Regions from separate parts of the Homo sapiens genome. Here region 2 is linked to region 1. Evidence: chromatin contacts called from ENCODE Hi-C or POLR2A ChIA-PET data. All regions are on one chromosome and are shown on one strand. Each heading gives the region's core, a stretch centred on a gene start or an enhancer-like site at or near the end of the contact. The rest is flanking DNA. Distances are from core to core; before and after follow the strand shown.

The links. Hi-C counts contacts between places; a loop is a spot of excess contacts on that map. ChIA-PET counts read pairs that join two places held with the same protein, here RNA polymerase II (POLR2A). Pooled maps may share reads with other maps.
Region 2: a map of PC-9 shows a loop between it and region 1 (26-fold over the local background). The contact joins the enhancer-like site here to the promoter of COTL1 in region 1. A Hi-C loop is called at or near these places in 1 of 168 maps with a recorded cell type or tissue (PC-9) and 2 of 50 pooled maps. POLR2A ChIA-PET finds 5 or more read pairs at or near these places in 3 of 52 experiments (PC-9 and WTC11).

The regions. Positions count from the first base shown.
Region 1 is chr16:84,616,444-84,622,080 of GRCh38, forward strand. It overlaps COTL1 (coactosin like F-actin binding protein 1), which reads right to left and starts at 1,635. Exons shown (of 4, transcript NM_021149.5): 1 at 1,395-1,635; 2 at 1,058-1,140. The coding sequence starts at 1,471. RefSeq lists silencers at 1,464-1,513, 1,534-1,893.
Region 2 is chr16:84,354,195-84,359,906 of GRCh38, forward strand. No RefSeq gene overlaps it. Among named protein-coding and RNA genes, the nearest start is that of ATP2C2, 11 kb to the right of the region's middle. Within about 2 kb of position 2,602, at least 6 of the 41 ENCODE cell types and tissues checked have a DNase peak (open chromatin) inside an H3K27ac peak, as active enhancers do; they include PC-9, where a contact is called at or near this core.

The sequences.
Region 1 (5,637 bases), core at 385-2,884:
AGTTAGCTGAGATTGTACCACTGCACTCCAGCCTGGGCAAAAGAGGAAGATTCTGTCTCAAAAATAAATAAATAAATAAATAAATAAATAAGTAACCCACACCGTCTGGCTCAGGGTCCACGCCGTAACCTCCGGGCTGTGCTGCCGTTGTCCGAAAGCTTGCTTCCAACTAAAGACCAGAGATGGGAGGGAGTCGCATTCTCCAATCTCTTTAAAAGGTCCCATTACCAACATCACAGAGCCTCTGCCACTACCGAAGGGTTTATGGCGATGCCTGCCACGTGGTCTTTCTTTTCATGGTTCACAAGCCACAGGGAAGTGCCTAAGGCACACAAATCTTAAGTATACAGTCTGATGATTTTTCACGCGGGTACACACCTGCATAACCCCCTCCCAGATCAACAAATGTCTACAGAGACATTTTCAGCTCCCAGCAGTCCGGGTGGTGTGCCCCTCCCCATCAGTGGCTATCTAGCCCCAAAAGCTAATCTCGATTCTGACATTCACACCATAGATTAGTTTCGCCTTGTCTAGGATTTCTAAATGGAATCATATGGTGTGTACTCTTTTGCATCTGATTCTACTCGTCAAATTAAAAATCACATAAAATCAGCACACGGGCAGACAATGATAGCGGGAGAAAGGAGGGCGCGGCTGAGTTTCTTTCCCTTCCAAGCAGCCCCCTAGCCTGTTCGTATTTGGGCTCAGTGACTGATCAAAGGGGACAGTGGGAAGAGCTGGATGGACACTGGAGTTTGGAAACACAGGAGTTGACCTTAGAAAACCAGTGGACCGCAGGGGGCAAAAGAGCTGCCCCGCCTGGAGAAGGCATTGTAGGATGGCGGAGGCAGGTGGGTCACTTCTGTTGCTTCGGATGTCCAGAGGGGAGAAGGTTTTATGAGGCCTTAAAACGCTCACACCGGGTTCCTCCCACGCCATGCGCCAGGGGCACCCCATGTGGCCACCGGTTCCTCCCGGGTTCGCTCTGGCCGGGGCTCCCCGGGTGCAGACAACCTCCCAACGACCGCGCATCCGCCCGGCAGGCGCGCCTCCCTACCTGTGCACTGCTGGATGAAGTGCTGGTACTCCGCTCCCTGCTCGCCGGGGACGATGGTGGAGCCGTCATATTTAAAAGTCACCCTTTGGGTTGGGAGAAGAAAAAAACACACACACACATCAGCGCTGGTGGCCGCGCGACGCGGCGCTTGCAGAGGACAATCTAACAGACGCGCTGGCCACGGAGAAGCCCGCGGGGGCCTGGCACGCCGTCCCGGAATAAGGCGAGGAAGACAGCGCGGGAGGCCCGAATCCGTCCCGCCTGGAGGCCGGCTCGGTGCACGAGGCCCCGCGCGAGCCCGGGGAGCGGGGCGTGGAGACGAATGAAAAGTTCCTACCAGATGACGGCCGAGCCGTCGTCGCGCACCAGGTTGTACGCCGCCCGGCAAGCCTCTTTGTCGATCTTGGTGGCCATCGCCGCGGAGCCGCAGCGGGACACTGTCCGGGGCGGCCGAGCGCGCCCCTGGCCGGCGGCGGGGATGGGAGCGCGGCGGGTACGCGCCGAGGGCGCACGGGCTGGCGGCGGTGGCGACGGCTACGCGGCGCCTGCAAGCTGCGAGCGCGGCGGCGGCTTCCACTGCGGACGGAGAGCGCGCGGGGACCCCAGGCCGTGGCCCGCCCCGCCCCCCCGCGCCCATTGGCCGCCCAGGCGGCGGCCCGCCTCTTCATTGGCCGTCGGGCTGCGGGGGCGGAGCGTCTTGATTCTCTGGCGGCCAATCCCAGACCGGAAGGCTTGCGCAACTCCGCGGTGGGGGCTGGAGTAGGGGCTTTGCCTCCTCCCTCTCACTCTCCCTCCTCCCTCCCGCTCTCTTCTCCCCCAACATCCCTCTTCTCTCTCCTTCTCCTTCTCACTTCCCCTCCTCCCCTCCCGACCCCTCCCTGGAAACTCCCACTACCCCAACCCCCTTTCCCACCCCGCCTTCCTCCTCTCCCTCCTCCTTCCTCTTCTTCCCCCACTGCTTGCTTCCCCCACTTCCCTGACCTCTTCCCCCTCCCTTCCCTCCCCCTCTTTCTCCCTTCCCCCTTTATTCTTCTTCCTCTCTCCTCCTCCCTCTTCTTGCCTATCCCAGCCCAAAACTTCTCCATCCTCCCTATTTCCTTCTCCCCAAGCTCTCCTCTTTCCTCCTCCTTGACCCCCTCCCCTGCTGCCCCCGGCTTCGCCTCCCTCTTCTCCACTTACCCTCCTGGCATCTCCTCCCTCCCTGTCCCCTACTCCCTCCTCCTATTCCCCCTCTCCCCCTTCCTCATTCTCCCCACCCCCCTGCCCCTGAGGCTGCAGGGCTGCAGAGCTCCACAGGGGACCTCCACGTGGATGATGTAATGCGTCAAACCCAAGGAGACAGGCTGGCCACTGTCCCTACCCCAGCGTTTGGTTCCATGGATTCTAGGTGGGGAGGAACTGGAAAGAATGAAGCATTTTAAATAGGAGGGGGTAGAAAGTGGACTGCTTCCAAAACGCTGGTGGGCTCGCGTTTACTCTGGATTCTGGTCATTTGCATTCCTATCTTAACCTCTCCCTTTGGGCTCCTCTGAAAGCACGAGCTGACTCATTCTGTCTTCCTCATTCCTTCACTGACTCATTCATTCATTCCCTCATCCAGCCATTCCACAGAGACCAGTTACAGCGTCCAGGTAGGTAAAAAGGCAGGATCCTGAAGACTGGGCTCTTGAATTGCATCCAGTACTGCCACTTTCCAACTGGGGGCCATTGGAAAGCCTCAAAACCTCTTTTAAATGACTCCTCAAATGGGAAAAATAGTATAACTGACATCACTGCTTTGTTTTAAGTGTAATTGAAATGATACTTGGAACAAATATACTAGACATTCGATAAAATGTCATCATTGTTGGTTATTAAGTGATAAAAACAAATCCTAAATAGAAACCCAAAAGGTCAGGGACAATGTCCAATTAATGTTAGAATTCTCAACAAGCAAAAAAACAAAAACGAGAAATTGAATGAATCAATCAATCAGTCAATCAATGGGTAGTTGAATGGGTGGGTGGACAGGAACACAGTTTCAGAAGAGTAGAGGCAGATGCTGTTATAAATAAGACAAAAAGAAATTCACATTTCATACCCCACAAAGCCATTCCTACCTTACTCCTTGACAAGGGTAATGGGACAATTGGCCATTAGAAAGAAGAACAAAGGTGGATCCTTTGATCAGGGAAAATTCCAAAAGGATCAAAAATTTAAACACAAATAAAGGAAATCAGACCAGTCGCAGTGGATCACTCCTGTAATCCCAGCATTTTGGGAGGCTGAAGTGGGAGGATCTCATAAGCTCAGGAGTTCGAGACCAGCCTGGATAACAGGGGGAAAGCCCATCTCTACTAAAAATACAAAAATTAGCCAGGCGTGGTGGCAGACGACTGTAATCCCAGCTACTTGGGAGGCTGAGGCAGGAGAATCGCTTGAACCCGGGGCGGGGGGCAGAGGTTGCAGTGAGCTGAGATCGCACCATTGCACTCGAGCTTGAGCGATAAAGCGAGACTCTGTCTCAAAAAAAGGAAATCACAAAAGTGCCAGAAGAAAATATGGGGAGCTTCCTTCTAACCATAAACCATGTTACCCAAATCCAAATCCAAAAGCCATTGAAAAGATGAATACATTCAAACACATAAAAAGTGATCCAGGAAAAAAAAAAAAAAACATACCATACCACCTCATGCAAAGTGTAAACATAAAAAGACAAAGCAGTAAAAAGTGTTTGCAACTCAAGTAAAGAATTAGTCTTGCTAAAATATAGAGAAGTCAAACTTAAAAAAAAGAAAATGAAAAGAACAATGGGCACAGAATATGACCAGACAGATTAAATGATCTTAAACATGCAAAAAGATGCTCAACCTCAACTCCTAGTAAGAGAAATGCAAATTAAAGCAAAATTGAGATACCTTTAAAAAATAAATAAATAAACTAGCAGTTTGGTAAAAATAAAAAACTTTGACAAGCCTACTTTGCTGGGGAGGCTGTGGAAGACCCAGGTCCTCTTGTACATTGCTGGTGGGAGTGTGAATTGACACAACCCCCATGGAGCCGCCGTAGAGGCCAGTTGGCAATGTCTAGCAAATTTACAAGTCTGTGTGCCCTTGATCAATCCATTTACCCTATAGGGTCAGTGGTGCCCAGCCATGGCTGGACATGGGAATCACCAGGGTCCCCTGATCCCACACCCAGACATTCTGATATAATTGGTCTGAGATATGCCCTGGGTATGGAGATTTTTTTTTTTTTTTTTGAGAAGGAATCTCACTCTGTTGCCCAGGCTGGAGTGCAATGGCGTGATCTCGGCTTACTGCAACCTCTGCATCCCGAGTAGCTGGGGTTACAGGTGCGTACCACCACGCCTGGCTAATGTTTGTATTTTTAGTAGAGATGGGGTTGGCAGGCTGGTCTTGAACTCCTGACCTCGTGATCTGCCCGCCTCGGCCTCCCAAAGTGCTGAGATTACAGGCATGAGACACCGCACTCGGCATTTTTTTTTTTTTTTTTAAAGGCAGGGTCTTGCCTGCCTCAAAAAACTCTGTCACCCAGGCTGGAGTACAGTGGTGCAATCTCAGCACACTGCAGCCTTGACCTCCCAGGCTCAAGCGATCCTCCCACCTCAGCCACTCAAGTAGCTGAGACTACAGGCACGTGCCACCACGCCTGGCTAATTTTTGTATTTTTTTGTAGAGACAGGTTTTTGCCATGTTGCCCAGGCTGGTCTGGAACTCCTGAGCTCAAGTGATCTGCCCGCCTTGGCCTTCCAAAGTGCTGGGATTAGAGTTGTGTGCCACCCGTATGGGGATTTTTGTAAAGCCCCCTGAGTGATGCTTACGTTCGACTGGGGCTGAAAGTCACTGCTATAGATAATAGATACACTTGTATGTGTGCAAAATATATCCAGGGTTATTCATTGAGCTTTACTTTTAAGGCAGAAGGTGAGGGCTAACCTGAGTCCCCATCAGTGAGGGGCTAGATGAATAGGTAATAACGCTGGTGAACCATGCACGACTATGAAGCTGTAAAAGAAAGAAAGGATGAGGACCCTCTCTAGATGCTGGTATGGAACATTCTACAAGATAGATCATGAATACGCAAAGCTAGCTACTGAATAGTGTGTTCAGAACAACACTACCTTTTGGGTAAAATGGGGTGGGTGTTAATATTGTATTTGTTTTGTTTTTTTCAGAGGGAGTCTCGCTCTGTCACTCAGGCTGGAGTGCAGTGGCGCGATCTCGGCTCACTGCAATCTCTGCCTCGCGGGTTCAAGTGATTCTCCTGCTTCAGCCTCCTGAGTAACTGGGACTACAGTGCACGTCACCACGCCCGGCTAATTTTTGTATTTTTAATAGAGACAGGGTTTCACCACGTTGGTCAGGCTGGTGTCGAACTCCTCATCTCAGGTGATCCGCCCGCCTTGGCCTCTCAAAGTGCTGGGATTACAGGCGTGAGCCACCACGCCCAGCCTGCATTTGTTTATATTGGCATTGGCATTGAAACTTCTGGTAGAGAACACAAGAGAAAACTAACAGTACCTGTGGTGGAGGTGAAGCAGAAAGTCAGGCAAAAAGGGTTAGGGATTGGGGTAGGAG
Region 2 (5,712 bases), core at 1,352-3,851, 260 kb before region 1:
TCCTTGGAGCCAGGCAATACTTGTGTAGCCTTCATGACCGCCTGTAAGGTACATGTAACTGACCCGTTTTAGAGATGAAAGAGGCCAAGGCTCTGAGGGTAAGATATATGGCTTAAGGTCCCAAAGCATAGAAGGGATCAAACTAGGGCCCTGGAGCTCAGCCCCACACTGAAGCTTTCCCATGGGAGGGTGTGACTCGAGGCCCTTGTCTGAGGACAGGCAGAGGGCCACCTCCAAAGGCGTTGCCTGCAGACCTGGGCCAGGAGCACGCTTGCTGCAATTCCCAGCCCTCATTTCAGCATCAATCAGGAACCCCGAATGTTGTGCAACCACTGCTGCTCTCCTAGGCAGCACGTCTCCAACCCCTTCTCCTGCCAGGACTCTGCTCAATCTTTAGCGCTGGCTCTGAATCACCTCTTTGGAAGCCTTCCTTGAGCCTCACCTACAGGTTGCCTTTGTGTCCCCACTGTGCCTGCACATGGTGTCATCATAACATGTGCCATGTGGTTTTGCTCCTCCTCTGGATTGAGAGCTCTTAGATGGTAGAGACCCTAAGTCATCTCTCTGCTTGACATCTAGCGTGGTGCAGGCAAACAGTAGGTACTCAGTCCATGACTTTTGAGTCAGTGAGTGATCAGAGGGATGAGGTTGAGTCTCCTTCCTAAGTAGGCTGAGAGCTTCCAGGGAGGGACCTGAGAGTCATAATTGCCCTCATCTGTCCTGATCCCCAGTCTTCCTCCATGCCTAGCAGTAGGGGCTGGTCAAAATAAGTTTGTGGTTGGGTGGGTGGATGGATGGGTGGGTGGAGGAGTGGAGGGGAGGGTGGATGGGTGAGTGGGTGGGTGGATGAATGGATGGATGGATGGATGGATGGATGGATGGATGGGTAGGTGGATGGATGAATGGATGGGTGGGTGGGTGGATGGATGGATGGATGGGTGGGTAGGTGGATGGATGAATGGATGGGTGAGTGGGTGGATGGATGGATGGGTGGATGGATGGGTGGATGGGTGGGTGGACGGGTGTGTGGATAGGTGGGTGGGTAGGTGGATGGATGAATGTATGGGTGGGTGGGTGGATGGATGAATGGGTGGATGGATGGGTGGATGGAAGGGTGGATGGATGGGTGGATGAATGGGTGGGTGGATGGGTGGATGAATGGGTGGATGGATGGGTGGATGGGTGGATGAATGAGTGGATGGATGAGTGGATGGGTGAGTGGGTGGATGGATGGATGGGTAGATGGATGGGTGGATGGGTGGGTGGATGCGTGGGTGGATGGATGGGTGGGTAGGTAGTTGGATGAATGGATGGGTGGGTGGGTGGGTGGATGGATGGATGGGTGGATGGATGGGGTGGGTAGGTGGATGGATGAATGGATGGATGGGTGGGTGCACAGGTGGGTGGGTGGGCGGGTGGTCTAGCTGGAGGCAGTGCAGCATGATAGGAGTGCAGGTTCTGGCATCTGACTCCTGGGCATCTGACTCTAGGAACACAGAACCTGGCTTTTCATCTTCTCTTAGCTGTGTGGCTGTGATCAACAGACTCAACCACCATGTGTCTCGGATCGTGTCTCAGGTCAGGTTCCACAGAAGCAGGTCCTGAGACAAAGACTCACATGCTGGTGATTTCCACCCAACCCGCCAAGAGAGTTTTACTCTGTCACCCAGGCTGGAGTACAGTGGCACAGTCACAGCTCACTGTAGCCTGGAATTCCCAGGCTCAGGCAATCCTCCTGTCTTAGCCCCCTGAGTAGCTGGGACCGCAGGAGCACACCACCACACCTGGCTTATTTTAAAATTATTTGTAGAGATGGGCTCTCCCTAGGCTGGTCTCGAACTCCTGGGCTCAAGCGATTCTCCTGCCTCGGCTTCCCAAAGTGCTGGGATTACAGGTGTGAGCCACCATCCCAGGCCACATGCCAGTGATTTATGAAGGAAGTGCCACAACAGAAACTGGCAAGGGAGTGTAGGAACACAGTGCGGATGGGTACAGTTTTAGGCCAAGTCCCAGGCCTGGCCTCACCCCATTGGGAGCTGTGAAGGGCGAGTTATGCCTCTGCCTTGTCCCACCAAAGGCTAGAACCTCCTGCCTCGCACTTGCCGGTTGCCTGGGGGTGAGAACGTTTCCAGGCACTTCTGGTCTTGCGTGTCCAGGCAAAGCAGCCCAGGAGCCCAGACCTGGCCTTCAAAAATCTGTAGGTGCTGGGGGTTATTGAGGAAGCCCCAACACTGAGGGAGGGGGGCACCACACGGGGAAAACGGGTCTGAGGGGATCTGGGTGGGTACCACATTGTTGGCTACAATTTCCCCTTCTGCAAAATGGTGAGCGCAAAATGCTGAGCGCAAGCAAATTGTTACAAGGATGAAGTGAGGGCAAAATCTGAGCACAGGGCCCGGGGGCAGGTCAGCGGTATCGCTGGCTCACACTGGGCTATTCTTATCCTCCCACAAGGTCCTCTGGCTCTCATTAAATATTTGTTGAATGAATTAACCAGCTTTCCTACTGGTTTAACTGGGTTCATGGGACCCGCCCCTGTACCGCCCAAACTGTTGATCAAAAGTCCCTTGGTGTCCAGGCTGGCTGGTAAAAATGACAGCCAGACCCAATGCAAAGAGCCAGCTGCGGCATCCAGTCCCATCACCATGGGAGCTCCCCAGGCTTCCCGGGGTGGGCGCCTGAATGTAGTCATTGTCCCTGGGTTTTGGCTCCCTTCAGGTTCACTGGGGCCAAGGCACTCTGCCGCCTCGGGCCAGGGCTCTCTTGTTCATTCAACACAGTAAACATTCCATTCAAGCCCCTACTATGTACCAGACACACTTCCAGGTGCTGGGAATAAAGCAGGAAAGATAACAGATCTCAGGGAGCTGGCAGTCCAGGGGGGGCACGGGCAAAAAGCAAACAGACCAAGTCAGTGGTAGAAGGGCTTTGGGGGAAAATAAAGCCGAGTAAGGAATGGAGAGAGACAGAGGTGTGTTTACCTTTGTATTTTCAAATAATTACAGATTTCCAGGATGTGGTCCAGGGTACTCTTCACTTGGCTTCTTCCCATGGTTACATCTTACATAACCACAGTGCCAAATCTAAGCCAGGAAACGTGTGCAGCTACAATGTGAGCACAGCAGTCCCTTGGTATCCACGGCGATTGGTTCCAGGACCCTGTCTCCCAGGACAGCAAAATCCCAGGGTGCTCAAGTCCCCCAGTCAGCCCTCCCAGTATCCGCAGGCTCCTCAGAAACCTCAGACGGAGGGAGGGCCACTGTGTGTGGTTTCTGAGTCATTTTTTCACTGTATAGATTCATGCAGCCACCCGTACAGCTAGGGAAGAGAACGATTCCATCACGCCTAGGTCCGCCTTGCACAACCTTTGTGGTGACATCCACACCACCCCTAACCCCAGCATCCACTCATGTGTTCTCCTTGTCTATAATCTTGTCATTTCAAGCATGGTATGAAGGAGAATCACACGGTATGTGACCTTTTGAGATCTGAATATATTCTTCACCGGATTCCCCAGGTCTGTGTGTTCTCTCTCCCCCTCCCTTTTCCTCTCCTCTTCCCTCTCCTTTACCCTGAAAATCTTCAGGGTGCATTTTCAGAAAAAAAACAGGGACATTCTCTTACATAACTAGAGTCCAGTGATCAAAATCAGGAAGTTCACACCAGACAATACAATTCTCTACAGACCTTATCCAAATTCACCAAATGTCCCACTGATGTCCTTTACAGCAAAAGAGAAAGACCTTTTTTCCCCCAATCCAGGATCTGACCCAAAACTGCAAGTTGCATTTGATTACCATCAGGGAGCTCTTTAGTCTCCTTTTTTATTTATTTATTTTTTGAAATGGAGTCTTGCTCTTGTTGCCCAGGCTGGAGTGCAATGGCACAATCTTGGCTCACCACAACCTCCACCTCCCAAGTTCAAGCGATTCTCCTGCCTCAGCCTCCCGAGTAGCTGGTATTACAGGCAGGCGCCACCACACCCGGCTAATTTTGTATTTTTAGTAGAGATGAGGTTTCTCCATGTTGGTCAGGCTGGTCTCGAACTCCCTACCTCAGATGATCCACCCGCCTCAAAGGGCTCCCAAAGTGCTGCGATTACAGGCATGAGCCACCGCGCCTGGCCTTATTTTATTTTATTTTTCGAGACGGAGTCTCACTCTGTCACCCAGGCTGGACTGCAGTGGCATGATCTTGGCTCACTGCAACCTCTGCCTCCCAGGTTTAAGCTATTCTCCTGCCTCAGCCTCCTGAATAGCTGGGATTACAGGCACCTGCCACCACGCCTGGCTATATTTTTGTATTTTTAGTAGAGATGGGGTTTCATCATGTTGTCCAGGCTGGTCTTGAACTCCTGACCTCAAGTGATTCACCTGCCTTGGCCTCCCAAAGTGCTGGGATTACAGGTGTGAGCCACCACACCTGGCCTTTAGTCTCCTTTAATCTGGAACATTCCACAGCCTTCCCTTGACTTTCCTAGCATGGTTATTTTTGAAGAATCCAAGCCAGTCAAACTCCAGAACGTCCTGCACCTCGGTGTGATGCACGTCTTGCTGAGATTCAGGCTCAGCCTCTGCAGGAATGCCCCAGACGCGGCACCGTGTCCTCCTTTGCGAATCATATTGGGGGCACATGATGTGTCTCATCCCATTCCTGGTGATGATCATGTTGATCCCCTGGCAAGGTTGGTGTGTGCCAGGTTTCTCCACTGTAAAGTGACTGTTTTCCCTTTGCAATGAATAAGTCTCTGGTAGGGACATACTTTGAGAGCTTCAAATATCCTGTTTCTCATTAAACTTTGACCTGCTTTGTTTTCAGAGCTTTTAATTGAAGCGAAACTTAGACCTAGAGAAAAGTACACACACTGCAAGTTCCGCTCAATGGGTGATTACAAAGGGAACACAGTGGCAGGGCAGTAGGAGGGTGCGCTTTATGTGGGGTGCTCAGGGAAGGCCTCCCTGAACGGAGGGTAGCAGGGAAGAGCTGGGGGCAGAGCGTGTGTGGCAAAGGGGCATGGGAAGTACCAAGGCCTGGAGGCAGCATTCAGCTCAGCTCGTTTGACGACCAGGAGACCAGGGTTGGGGCAGGAGGAGGGGAGTTGACAGATGGGGCCTCTTGGGGCCAGAATAAGAAATCTAATTGTATTACAAGGGTGATGGCAAGGTCTTCACTCGGGTTCTCCACGTTCCCGGGGTCCCCCAAGGTAACCCCAGGAAACAGTTGTGGAGGAGTGGTGAAGGGAGGCATCTCACTTCACAGGGGGTGCAGAAGCTGGGGCGTCTACCCATCCCCTGGGGTCAGTCATGGGGGAATGCCGGGAAGTGAAGCGGGGAGTTAACATGGCCTTATTTCTGGCCCAGGTGCCAAAATAAAATCCCTCAAGCAGAGAGCCTCAGGTGTTTGCAGTAAGCAGACCTTGTTGAGGGTGAGTGGAGAGGGGCTATGAGCAGCAGCTTCTGCTACAGCAAGTTATGCGGGGCTTGAAATGGGGAGGTATGTGCTCTGACGTTCACTTTTACCACCTCTCTGTGTTACTGAGAATCGACTGTGGGAGGGGAGGCTACCACCACCCTGTGCCCTTGCTTGGAGGGGATCCCAAGCCCCTCTGAATTCCTCAACAGGCAACTGAGTCTGGGGAACAGGCTACACCGGACGAGGAGAAAGGAAGATCCGGCCCCAGACCCCCTGTGCACTCTGCCCCTCCTGCATTTC